2 separate regions of the Mus musculus genome follow, and region 1 is linked to region 2. The links are chromatin loops, found by intact Hi-C in ENCODE. Cell type or tissue: gastrocnemius. All regions are shown on one strand. Each heading gives the region's core, and the rest is flanking DNA. Links, peaks and the distances in the headings are about the cores only.

Evidence for each region. A loop is a pair of places that touch in the nucleus more often than their neighbours do. Peaks named below come from ENCODE experiments on the same cell type or tissue, not always from the same donor. Only the 100,000 strongest peaks of a DNase experiment are listed, where the experiment ranks them.
Region 1: a loop joins it to region 2, with 4 times the contacts of the local background. A loop is called at or near these places in 16 of 42 quality-filtered maps.

The regions. Positions count from the first base shown.
Region 1 is chr11:119,201,383-119,206,759 of GRCm38, forward strand. The region is part of intron 3 of Tbc1d16 (TBC1 domain family, member 16); the gene reads right to left. Among named protein-coding and RNA genes, the nearest start is that of Gm36111, 12 kb to the left of the region's middle. In gastrocnemius, for the core only: a CTCF peak has its summit at 2,227 (motif pointing right); a DNase peak (open chromatin) is centred at 2,296.
Region 2 is chr11:119,250,866-119,256,242 of GRCm38, forward strand. Ccdc40 (coiled-coil domain containing 40) reads left to right here. Exons shown (of 21, transcript NM_001364767.1): 14 at 74-319; 15 at 938-1,151; 16 at 2,385-2,554; 17 at 2,755-2,846; 18 at 3,477-3,597. Gm35932 (predicted gene, 35932) reads right to left here and starts at 2,570. Exons shown (of 3, transcript NR_168666.1): 1 at 2,121-2,570; 2 at 1,582-1,805; 3 at 1-1,339. In gastrocnemius, for the core only: a CTCF peak has its summit at 2,581; a DNase peak (open chromatin) is centred at 2,598.

The sequences.
Region 1 (5,377 bases), core at 90-5,089, 50 kb before region 2:
ACTGGAGTTACAAGCAGATGTGAGCCACCATGTGGGTAATGGGAATTGAACCCTGGTCCCCTGCAAGGGCAGTCTGTGCCTTTAAATGTTAAGCCATTTCCAGCTCTGGGTTATCTGAGACAGGTCTCACTATGTATCTCTGGTTGTCCTGGAACCCTATGTAGACCAGGCTGGCCTCTGAACTCACAGAGATCTACATGTTTCTGTCTCTAAGTGACATCCCACCCAGCTTAGGGCTATTTTTTAATTGACCTTCTAAGATTAATATTAATCACAAAATAATATGTGCAACACTAAAAACTGCTTCATAACTGGCCTGTGTTTACCCTCTCCGGTGTCTTTATCCTGACCCAGCTGGCCAACACTGGCCATGGGTGCTGTTTAAATCAGTAATACTCAATACACACAATTAACGTGCTTAGATGCAGCTGGGGCTGGGGCTCAGTTAGTGCAGTGTGTGTCTGGCATGCAGGTTCCATCCCCAACACCAAATACATTAGGAGTAGCACCACACACCTGTAATGTCAGGAGGCTGCAGCAGAACACTGGGGGCTTCAAGGTTACCCTTGACGAATGAGTTCAAGGCTAGCCTAGGCTACATGAGACCCTGACCTAAATATAAATAAGCAAGAATTCTTGGTTGCATGTGTCCTGTTTCAGGAGTTCACAAGGGTTGTGGCATGAGGGGCTACGATGTTGGACAGCTCAGATCTGGAGTGTTCTCCTCCACGCCCAGAGTCCTGCAGCCTCACCGAACAGCCACATTAGGTCTCAGCCCTCCCCATAGCTCAGCCACGGCGTCGGTCACCCTGTGTGCTTCCTGGAGTGCATGCATGTATATGTGTCTGTTTGCACACATATGTAGAACCCAGGGGTCACCCTCAGTGTCAATTGAATGGCTGTTCTGCCTGCACGTCTGTCTGTGCACCACTGGAGGCCAAAAGACCTCATTGGATCCCTGGGACTGGAGTTACAGATGGTGTGAATTTCCACGTGGCTGCCGAGCCTCCCCCAGTCCTCTGAAAAGCACCTAGCCCGTGCTCTTTACCCAACGAGCCTCTGCTCCAGCCCCAGCCTGCCTTGTTGGTTTTGGTTGATTGATTCTGGCCTTAGACGGGGTCTCTTTGGCTGGCCAGTGACCCCCCCCCTCATCCTCCTCTCTGACTCAGGAGTGTTGGGATGGCCCTCACATGGCTCTTTATGGGGCACTGGAGCTGAGCTCAGGCTGCCATGATTGTGACTGACTGATGCATCTCCCCAGCCCCACCCTGGTTTTGAGTCTTTGGGAACTTGCTCACAGGATTCTTCTGCCTCATGCTGCAGGGCTGGGAGAGGTGGGGTTGGGTCACAGGCTGAGGGAAGGCAGGCACTCAGGAGCACTCACTAGTGGGGTCGGCTAACATTCCTTCCCCTGGTGGGTATGTGGGCCCGTTCCCTGCTCCCTCGGACACCTGTATGCACTTTCCTCTTCCTGAACCTTCAGGATCTCATACTTTCCAGACAGGGCCTTTGGAGCAGGACAGGACAAGGAGAATGTCCGGTGTTAATCTCTGTCCCCAGTACAAGGACAGCTCACACACACTAGCCACGGGCTCACACATGCTAGACACACTCACACAAGATAGACACACACTCACAAGAGCTAGACACACTCACAGGAGCTAGACACACACACGAGCTAGACACACACACACGAGCTAGGCACACGCTCACACGAGCTAGACACATGCTCACACCAAGATGGTTTCTCGGAAGAGACCTGTTCCTCTTGGAGGTGAAGAGGTGACCAGATGCCCCTGACTATGGTGTCATCTTTGACACTACCAGAACTGGACCTGTGTTTCCTGACACACTGAAAGAACAGGACGGTAGAGGGAGACAAAGGCCACCAGCACCCAATCCCTGTGAGCCAAGTCCCAGGCATCCACTCCCAACAAGGCCTTCGACCAACAAACCATGGGTTCCAGCCTGTCGCTGTGACACGGGAGGGGGACCGAGAGAGACTCAGAACTTGGTACGTGGCTGGGTTTACTGAGAGGCAGGCCCTGCTGGGCTATATCCCAGAGGCAGTGGACAAATGCAGACAGCTCAGGGGACCCTGACATGCTCTTAACTACTCAGGCTTTCTGAGTATTCCATCAAATAACGAAAGGAAGAGGAACATGACACTGCCGTGTCTATCTATTCATCCTCAGCCTCTAGAACGCCTGCAAATGCTGTTCCTCAGTTCTGCCACTAGGGGGCACCCTTGAGCCAGATTATCTGCCCTGCCCTGCCCTGCCCTGCCCTAGCCTGGCCTCCCTGGGCCTCAATTTTCTGGATTCAAGGAGCAGGCCAGGTGGATACACTCAGGTCTTCAGAGCTAAGCCCCTGCCTAGTACCTAGTCCTCATCCAGACACTATTTCTGCCCAGCACGCAGGACCCGCTCTCCCTTGGGTCTCTCCACAGGCATGGTTCTGCAAACAGAAACTCCTTGAGGAATTCAAAATATACCTGGAGGCCCAAGCCTGACATCCCAGCTACTCAGAAGCTGAGGCAGGAGGATAGAAAGTTAAAGGCCTGCCTGAGCTACCATGTGAGTTCAAACTCAGGCCGGATCACTGTCTGAAAACACAGGAAAGGTCTGCGGATGTATCTCAGTAGTAAGGGACGCCGGGTTCACTCCTCAGTGCTGGAAAAGCAGGTCGGAAGTTTGGGAGGGGACTCAGATGGTAGAGCGCTTGCCCAGCATGCACGAGGCCTGGACTGAATTCCTAGTACAGAATAGCCCAGGTGGGTTTCACACAATCATAACCCCAGCGTGTGGAAGGCAGGAGGATCAGATATTCAAGGCTCTGAGGAGAAGGGGAAAAGTTGGTTGGAAGGGTGGGACTGGGAGGAGGGGAGGGAGCTGCAATCAGAATGTAAAGCAAATAAATCAATAAATTAATGACAGGAAAAAAAAAGCTAGCCAGTCCCATCCTGGTGGTGGACAGATCTGTTCTCCTGTCTTTGTGTGTGTGTGTGTGTGTGTGTGTGAGAGAGAGAGAGAGAGAGAGAGAGAGAGAGACCCTCCCCATTTATTGTAATAAGTGTATCCCTTAGAAAACACACATTCAGGGGGCTTCCCTCGAGTGTTTCACTGCTGCAGTGATGGTCCCAACCAGTCTTGAGTACGTTCCCAGAAGATACGGAGGGGATGAGGCCAATCATTCGCCAATTTGGTGGTGATTTCTTCACTTCAGCCTTTGGGATATTTCTACCCCCACTTTAGGAAGGAGGAAACTCCGGGTCAAACTTCAACTGTGCTGTCAAGGGAACTACTGCCCTTCCAGAGGTCCTTTTAGGTACCCAGCACCCACATGATGGCTCTCAACCACCTGGATGCTCCAGGGAACCCACCAGCAACTGCATACACACTGTACACATAAACTCACAGATGCGTGAGCGGGCACATGCGCGCACGTGTACACACACACACACACTCTCTCACATGTTTGTTGCTTGGAGTGTATGTCAGGTCTGAATTTGCACAGCCCAAATCCACCGGGGGTAAACTCAGTCCCACGCCCTGTAGGACCACAAGGTGCGTCTGGGTGGAGCCCCGTAATTGAGAGATTGTTCTCCTGTCTTTAAGGATAACTTTAGTGTCGTGTGATACAGTCAACAGACCAGAGGTGATCCCCCACTAGGCTAGGGTTTCAGCTTCTAAACGGGGACTTTCGTATATATGCCTTTTATTTGTATCTATTTTATTTTGTTTATTTATTTTATTTATGCCTGCTGGCATTTGCAGAGATTTAAGAAGGTCACCAGATTGCCTGGAACTGGTGTTATGGATGGTTGTGAGCCACCATGTGGGTGCCGGGAAAACTGAACCCGGTCCTCTGTAAGAGCAACGACTGCTCTAATCACTGATCTATCTCTCCAGCCTGTTTTAAATGTATGGACCGGGGGAGGGGGGGCTGGCTGTATCGGTGTCAGAGAACAACTTTTGAGAGAGATCTCTCTCTCTCTACTGTTTAGGTCCTGGAGATCCAACTCAGCCTCGACAGCAAAAAGCTTTAGCTGCTCTGCCACCACAAAGGATCAGTCTTCCTTTTTTCTTTGTAAACGCTCAGTCTCAGGCATTTTGTTACAGCAACAAAAACTGAGCTGTGTGTTCCTGGACGTCAGGCAAAGCACACTGATCCTGCATGAGAGGCAAGTGTGAGAAACCTACTGGGGAACCATAGCAGACGAGCAGCCACAAGGCTAAGGCACAGGGTGCATCACAGGGAGGGTAGAGGAGAAGCTGAGCACGTCCAAGAGCCGCCCTCTGCAGAAAGACAGCTCCCTGGCCAGGCTCCCTGATCTCATACCTCAGCCTTGACCTCACACCTACCGGCCCCGAGGAGGGGTTCTGAGTTACATCTTACCCCCATGAGGCAGCTGCCCTCAGATGCACAAGGCCTCACAGCCAAGAGGGAAGTCAGGATCTGACTTTCCCTTTGGGGTCCAAAGTTACCGCCCACCTCCAGCCACCACCGGCCGAAGACCAGGCACGCAGCCTGAGAGTGTGCGATCCAGGCTCCAGGGAGAGTTCAGAGCAGAGGAAGGTGAGTGGCGCCCCCTTCTGCCTGTGGGGAACTGGAGATGGTCACTCAAAAGCCAGATGCAAGGGTGCCCTGGAGTTGAGGCTCACAGCAGAGTAAGGGAAGGGGGCTGGAGAGATAGCTCAGCCGTTAAGAGCACTGACTGCTCTTCCAGGCGTCCTGAGTTCAATTCCCAGCAACCATATGGTGGCTCACAACCATCTGTAATGGGATCTGACACCCTCTTCTGGTGAGTCTGAAGACAGCTACAGTGTAAGGGAAGGGAGGGAACTTAAGGACACAAAACCCGGGGGCTGGTGAGATGGCTCAGTGGGTAAGAGCACCCGACTGCTCTTCCGAAGGTCCAGAGTTCAAATCCCAGCAACCACATGGTGGCTCACAACCATCCGTAACAAGATCTGACTCCCTCTTCTGGAGTGTTTGAAGACAGCTACAGTGTACTTGCATATAATAAATAAATAAATCTTAAAAAAAAAAAAACAAAAAAAAACTAAGAGGTTGCAAACCCCCTTTCTCAAAAAACTGTTTAAAAAAAAAAAAAAAAAAAGGACACAAAACCCAGGAATTGAGAGTCATTGCACCCGAGGGCTCTAGTATAGGCACGAAGTACATATTATAGTTTGCATTTTCCAATGGGGAGACAAGGACTCCTAAAAGATAAGCTTGCCCCAGACCCATGCTAAGCAGGGAGCCGGCGCTCAGTGACACCCGGGGGCCTGATTCCTAGATCTGGACAGGCTCAGCTCTGTCCAGCCTGGCATTGGGAACACTGGCAACTTTGGAAAGCACTACGCACTGCTGC
Region 2 (5,377 bases), core at 130-5,129:
ATGTCGAGGACACTGCAGTCTAGCCCAGCCAAAGACGGAGAAAGCTCACACCTATGTCCCTTCGTGCCCTCAGGTGACACATCTTTCAAAAATTGACGGCGATATCGCCCAGGCCACCCTGGACATCACCAACACCAACTGCAAAATAGACATGCATAAGAAGACGCTGGCAGAGATGGACAAGGAGGTAAAGAGGTTCAACGATCTCATCACCAACAGCGAGAGCGAGATCGCCCGGCGCACCATCCTCATTGAGAGGAAGCAGAGCCTCATCAACTTCTTCAACAAGCAGCTGGAACAGATGGTGTCGGAGCTGGGGGTGAGGCGCCGCCCAGAGCCCCGAGCCACGCCCTCTCCCCGCTCCCTTCCCCCATCACTGTAGTGAAGTGTCCCAAGTGTGAGGACTCTCTGAGCCCCTGGAGTCAATGCCTTGATTCATGGTTCTCCGTAGCCCCCTCCAAAAGAAGGCCTTCCGGGAGCTAGCTCAATCGGCAAGGCAGTTGCTTTGTCGTCATAAAGATGTGGGTCCACCCAGCACCCACAGTAAAAGCCAGGCAGGGGACCTCTGCACCCCAGAGCTGGGAAAGAGGCTGTAGTATTGCTGTGGCCTGTTGGCCAGTCAGTCTAATCAGCCAGTGAGTAACAGGTTCAGCAGGAGACGCTGTCTGAACAAACTAACACTCAGTGTGGAAACCTTACCTCCATGGCTACACAGGCGCGCACACAGACACAGACACACACACACACATATATATATATACACACACACACACACATATATATATACACACACACACACACACATATACACACACACATATATATATATATATATATATATATATATATATATATACATACCACACATAAGTAATAATAATAATGCACGCCCGTGGAGCCCAAGGCTCATGCTTCACTTTTATTAACTCCCCTCCAGGGGGAAGAAGCTGGACCCCTGGAACTGGAGATCAAAAGGCTGTCGAAGCTGACAGAAGAGTACAACACGGGAGTGGCTGAGGCGCAGATGACCTGGTTGCGCCTGCAGCAGGAACTGGTCCAGGTCACGCATGAGCGCGAGGAGCAGCTGGTGTCCGTGGACCAACTGAAGAAGGAGGTGCACATCATGGAACAAAAGAAGCTTCGCATAGAGAGTGAGCCTGGGGCGCTCTGGGGAAGGGGCCACACAGCACTAAGCTCTGCCAGCCACGCGAACCCCAGACCAGGCAGCACGCACCCGCACCCGTAATCCCAGCAGTCGGTAGGCTGTAAATTTGAGGCTGGCCTGGGCTAAATAGAAAAACCCTGTTTCAAAACAGAAGCAAAGCAAGCCATGAAAATGCTGAAGCCACCTTGTCTGTCAGCGTTTCTCACCTGTGCTCCCGAGGTCTGTGGGAGATGGAGACAAAACAGTCCTTCAGGGGAACTCTGAGGTCTGTGGACCTCAGACAAATGCAGCCAATCTCCTCAACCCCGCCCCTAACTATCGTTAGAGCCTTTTGTTCCCACCCACCCCAGACCTCAGAAGCACAGTTGAAAACCCTTAGCCACCGGTGGGTCCCACCGGGTTGACCCTGTGCTCACCAGCTGTATCTGAGACCCCAGGGCCTGCCAGCGTCACCACCAGCATACAGCATGTGACTGGAACTTCCTGGGTCCCACGTGGTCCAGTTAGGTTTCTCCGAAATGTCTGGAGCGACTGTGCTTGCCCACTTCCCAGAGATGTGGTGGGCTACATGCCCTCGCTGCAGCCCTTGGCTCCTCCTTGCAGCTACCTACCTGCTGGGGAGGATCAGGTGTGAGGCCCCCTGGCATGGAGGGGAAGAGAAGTGTGAGAAGGCAGAACTGACTGGATACAAAGCCCCCCCCAGCCCCACCCCGTGGGTGAGATCCGCAGAGACAAAGTTAACCACCTGCAAAGCCGTAGCTCTACGCCAGCCAAGGATACTGGTGTGGGCAGAATTGTGTGCACCCTGCTGCCTTTTTTTTTTTTTTCACCAAAAAGGGCAAGAGTATCTTTTGTCTTTCTTCTTCCTATCCCACCTTCCCCAAATACCCAGAGCATCTGAGCCCCCGACACCCCTGCTCTCAGCCCCGCCCACCCCAAGCTCCTCCCCACTCACCTCTGCTCTCTGCCTGGGCTTCTGCAGCACGTGGTCCTTGCAGTTCCCTCCAGAGACCAGGCTTTGGAAAAGAAAGTGCAGCAAGGCACACCACACACACACACACACACACACACACACACACACACACACACACACACACACACCATCCGTGGAGGAGCACCTGGCTGAATCAGACCGGATAGGAAGGAGCCACAGGAGGGCATGGCTGCTGCCTGCTGAGGACCCTAACCCTTCAATCCTCCGCTTGCCTGTCCCCTGCAGGCAAGATTGCACATGAGAAGAAGGAACAAAAGATAGTGAGCCGCCACATGAGGGACCTGGACAACGACCTGAGCAAGCTCAACATGCTGTTGGACAAGAACCGATGCAGTTCGGAAGAGCTGGAGCAGAACAATATAGCAACTGAGACGGAGTTTCTGCGCACGCTGAAGGCCAGTACTGCGCACTGCCCCCGTCAGGCACCGGCAGGGTATGGCGGAGGGCACGCCCGCATGCGCATCCTCCATCTGGGCAGCCTCCCTAGAGTGGCTTGCGGAGGGATCCGGATGTTGGTCTGAGGCCTGGCAGGTCCTGAGGGGCTCTAGAGGCCACCGCCCTGAGCCTTCCTCACAGCTCTCCTTGGTCCCCACAGGACTCAGAAAGAGAGACCATTCAAATGCAGGAAAAGCTGATGGAACTCTCTGAGGAAAAGGCCACCCTCCTCAACAGCTTCATGGAGGCAGAGTGAGTAGGGGTGCGGCCCGAGCTAAAGGTCGCCAGGCTTGTGAAGAGTCTGTGCTGAGGGATAGCCACCAAATATTGGCACCACTGGGTTATGTCTGAAGGCTGCCTTTATGAGCCGCAGGAGAACCACAGAACCACCATACACACCTGTAGAACACCTCTCGGCAGCATCCACCAGCCAGGCCACTTGCCTCTGGATATGGAGTGGTTTCTTTGAGATAAACTTTATAAAGTTAACCTAATTTTTATGGAGAAAAAAAACCCATCCCTAAGCATTTTACACTATGAACAAGCATTGAGAATAGAAAAGAAAAAAACCAGGGAGCTGGCTCAGTGGGATGAGGGAGCTTGCCGGATAAGCATGAGGACCCGAGTTCAAGTCCCCAGCACCCATGTAAGCCAGGCATGGTCAGGTGTGCCACAGCTCCAGATGATAGCGCTCTGGGCTCAGTGAGAGACCTTGTCCCCTGAGAATACATGAAGAACGCATTGAGCAGGAAACCCCATGTCTCCTGGCTTTGGTACGTGCACAAGTGCATGCCAAGCCCCCGGCAGAGGTGGGGTTTCTGTCACACACACACCCCAACTAAAACTGCTCTGCCTTTGACGCTGCCTCTTCTACCTCCAAAGGCACCAAATCATGCTGTGGGAGAAGAAAATCCAACTGGCCAAGGAGATGCGCAGCTCGGTGGATTCTGAGACCGGGCAGACAGAGATCCGTGCTATGAAGGCCGAGATCCACAGGATGAAGGTAAGCTGTCTCAGCACTGTGGGCACGGGTCGTCCCGTAGGCTGCACATTGGGCCACATCGGGAACCGGAGCCACCCTGCCAGTGACAGTCGTTGAGATTCCCAGGTGGGGACCTGCTGCTGCTGGACAGTGACTGCATTCTAGCAAATGTGGCTGCAAGCTCTGTGTCACCACCCACCTCTCACACCAGGATATGCCTACACTGTGCAGAATATAATCCTAGGACAGCCAGGAGATGCACGGCGCCTCGTAAACTGTTTTATCTCAACCCCAAGCAACCAAGGCCCTCTGGTCTTTTCAAAGACTGGTTGTAAAGCCTGGTTTCCCAGCCCACTAATCCCATTGTGGGACAAAGAGCCTCATATGGGCTGGTGTGGTGGTCACATCTCTAATATCTCTAATTTGAGGCCAGCCTGGTCTAAACAAGAAGTTTTTCAAGCTGGCTAGGATGACATAGTGAGACCCTATCTTAAAAAACAGTTGAGGAAACCAGGTCCAGAGAGCCCTCACCCCATCTCTGAGGTGTAGCTCGACTTCACTAAATGACAAGTGACTATCAGTTTAAGGTTCAAGACCTTAATTAAGGACAATAATAAGAGCCATTAGTGGCTAGAGAGATGGCCCAGTGGGTAAGAACACCGGCTATTCTCCGAGAGGTTCCAGGGTCAATTCCCAGCACCCATGTGACAGCTCACAACTGTCTGTAATTCCTGTCCCAGGGATCAGATGTCCCATACTGGCCTTCACGGGCACCAGGCATGAACATGGCATAAAGACACACGTGCAGGCAAGATGCCCATACACACAGAGTAAAAATTTAAATTAAAAACAAAAAACAAACAAACAAACAAAAAACCATCAGGGCTGGGGAGATGGCTCAGTGGGTAAGAGCACTTCCAGAGGTCTTAGTTCAATTCCCAGCAACCACACGGTGGCTCACAACCATCTGTAATGGGATCTGGGATCTGATGCCCTCTTCTGGTGTGTCTGAAGACAGCTACAGTGTGCTCACAAACATAAAATAAATAAATAATTCTTAAAAAAAAAAAACAAAAAACAAAAACAAAACCCTGAAGGTCAAGTCACTTTAAAAAAAAATAGATCAACTAATCAATTAGATTACCCAATCAAAGCAACATCATTTTCCATATTATGTAAAGGCCTCTGGCTGTTGGCTATTCTTTAGCTCTCACATATGAGCTGAGCAAGGACATAGTTTGGCATTAAGGTGCTTGTGTAGGAGTGAATGACTGCCAATTTGACAGGGCCTGCAGTCACCCAGAAGACGATGTCTGGGTGTGTACCTGTGAGGGATCATAGATTCCTTAGCCCTGGGCGTGCCTGTGAGGGGTTACAGTTGACTCGAGTCACCTGAACCATGGGCCCCACTGTGGCACGCACTGTAGTCCTGGACTCAATAAAGGAGACGGGGACCTGAGTGCCAGCATCCCTTGCTGCCTGTGGATGCGGCATGACCAGCCAGCCAAGCCCCTGCTCCCTTCCCCACCATGACGGACTGTACCCCTCAGAACCGCAACCCAGAATAAGTCCCTTCCCCTCTTAAACTCTTTTTTTTTTTTTTTTTTTTTTTGGTCAAGATATTTTGTCACAGCAAGAAAACAATTAATACATCTAGCATCTGTAAAATATGAGGACAGTCACCTCTGTCTATGCCTGGAATCCACCCTAGCATCCATGCAAGAGAATATCAAGTTCAAGGCCACCCTCAACTACACAGTGAGACCCTGTATCTCAACTACACAGTGAGACCCTGTACCAA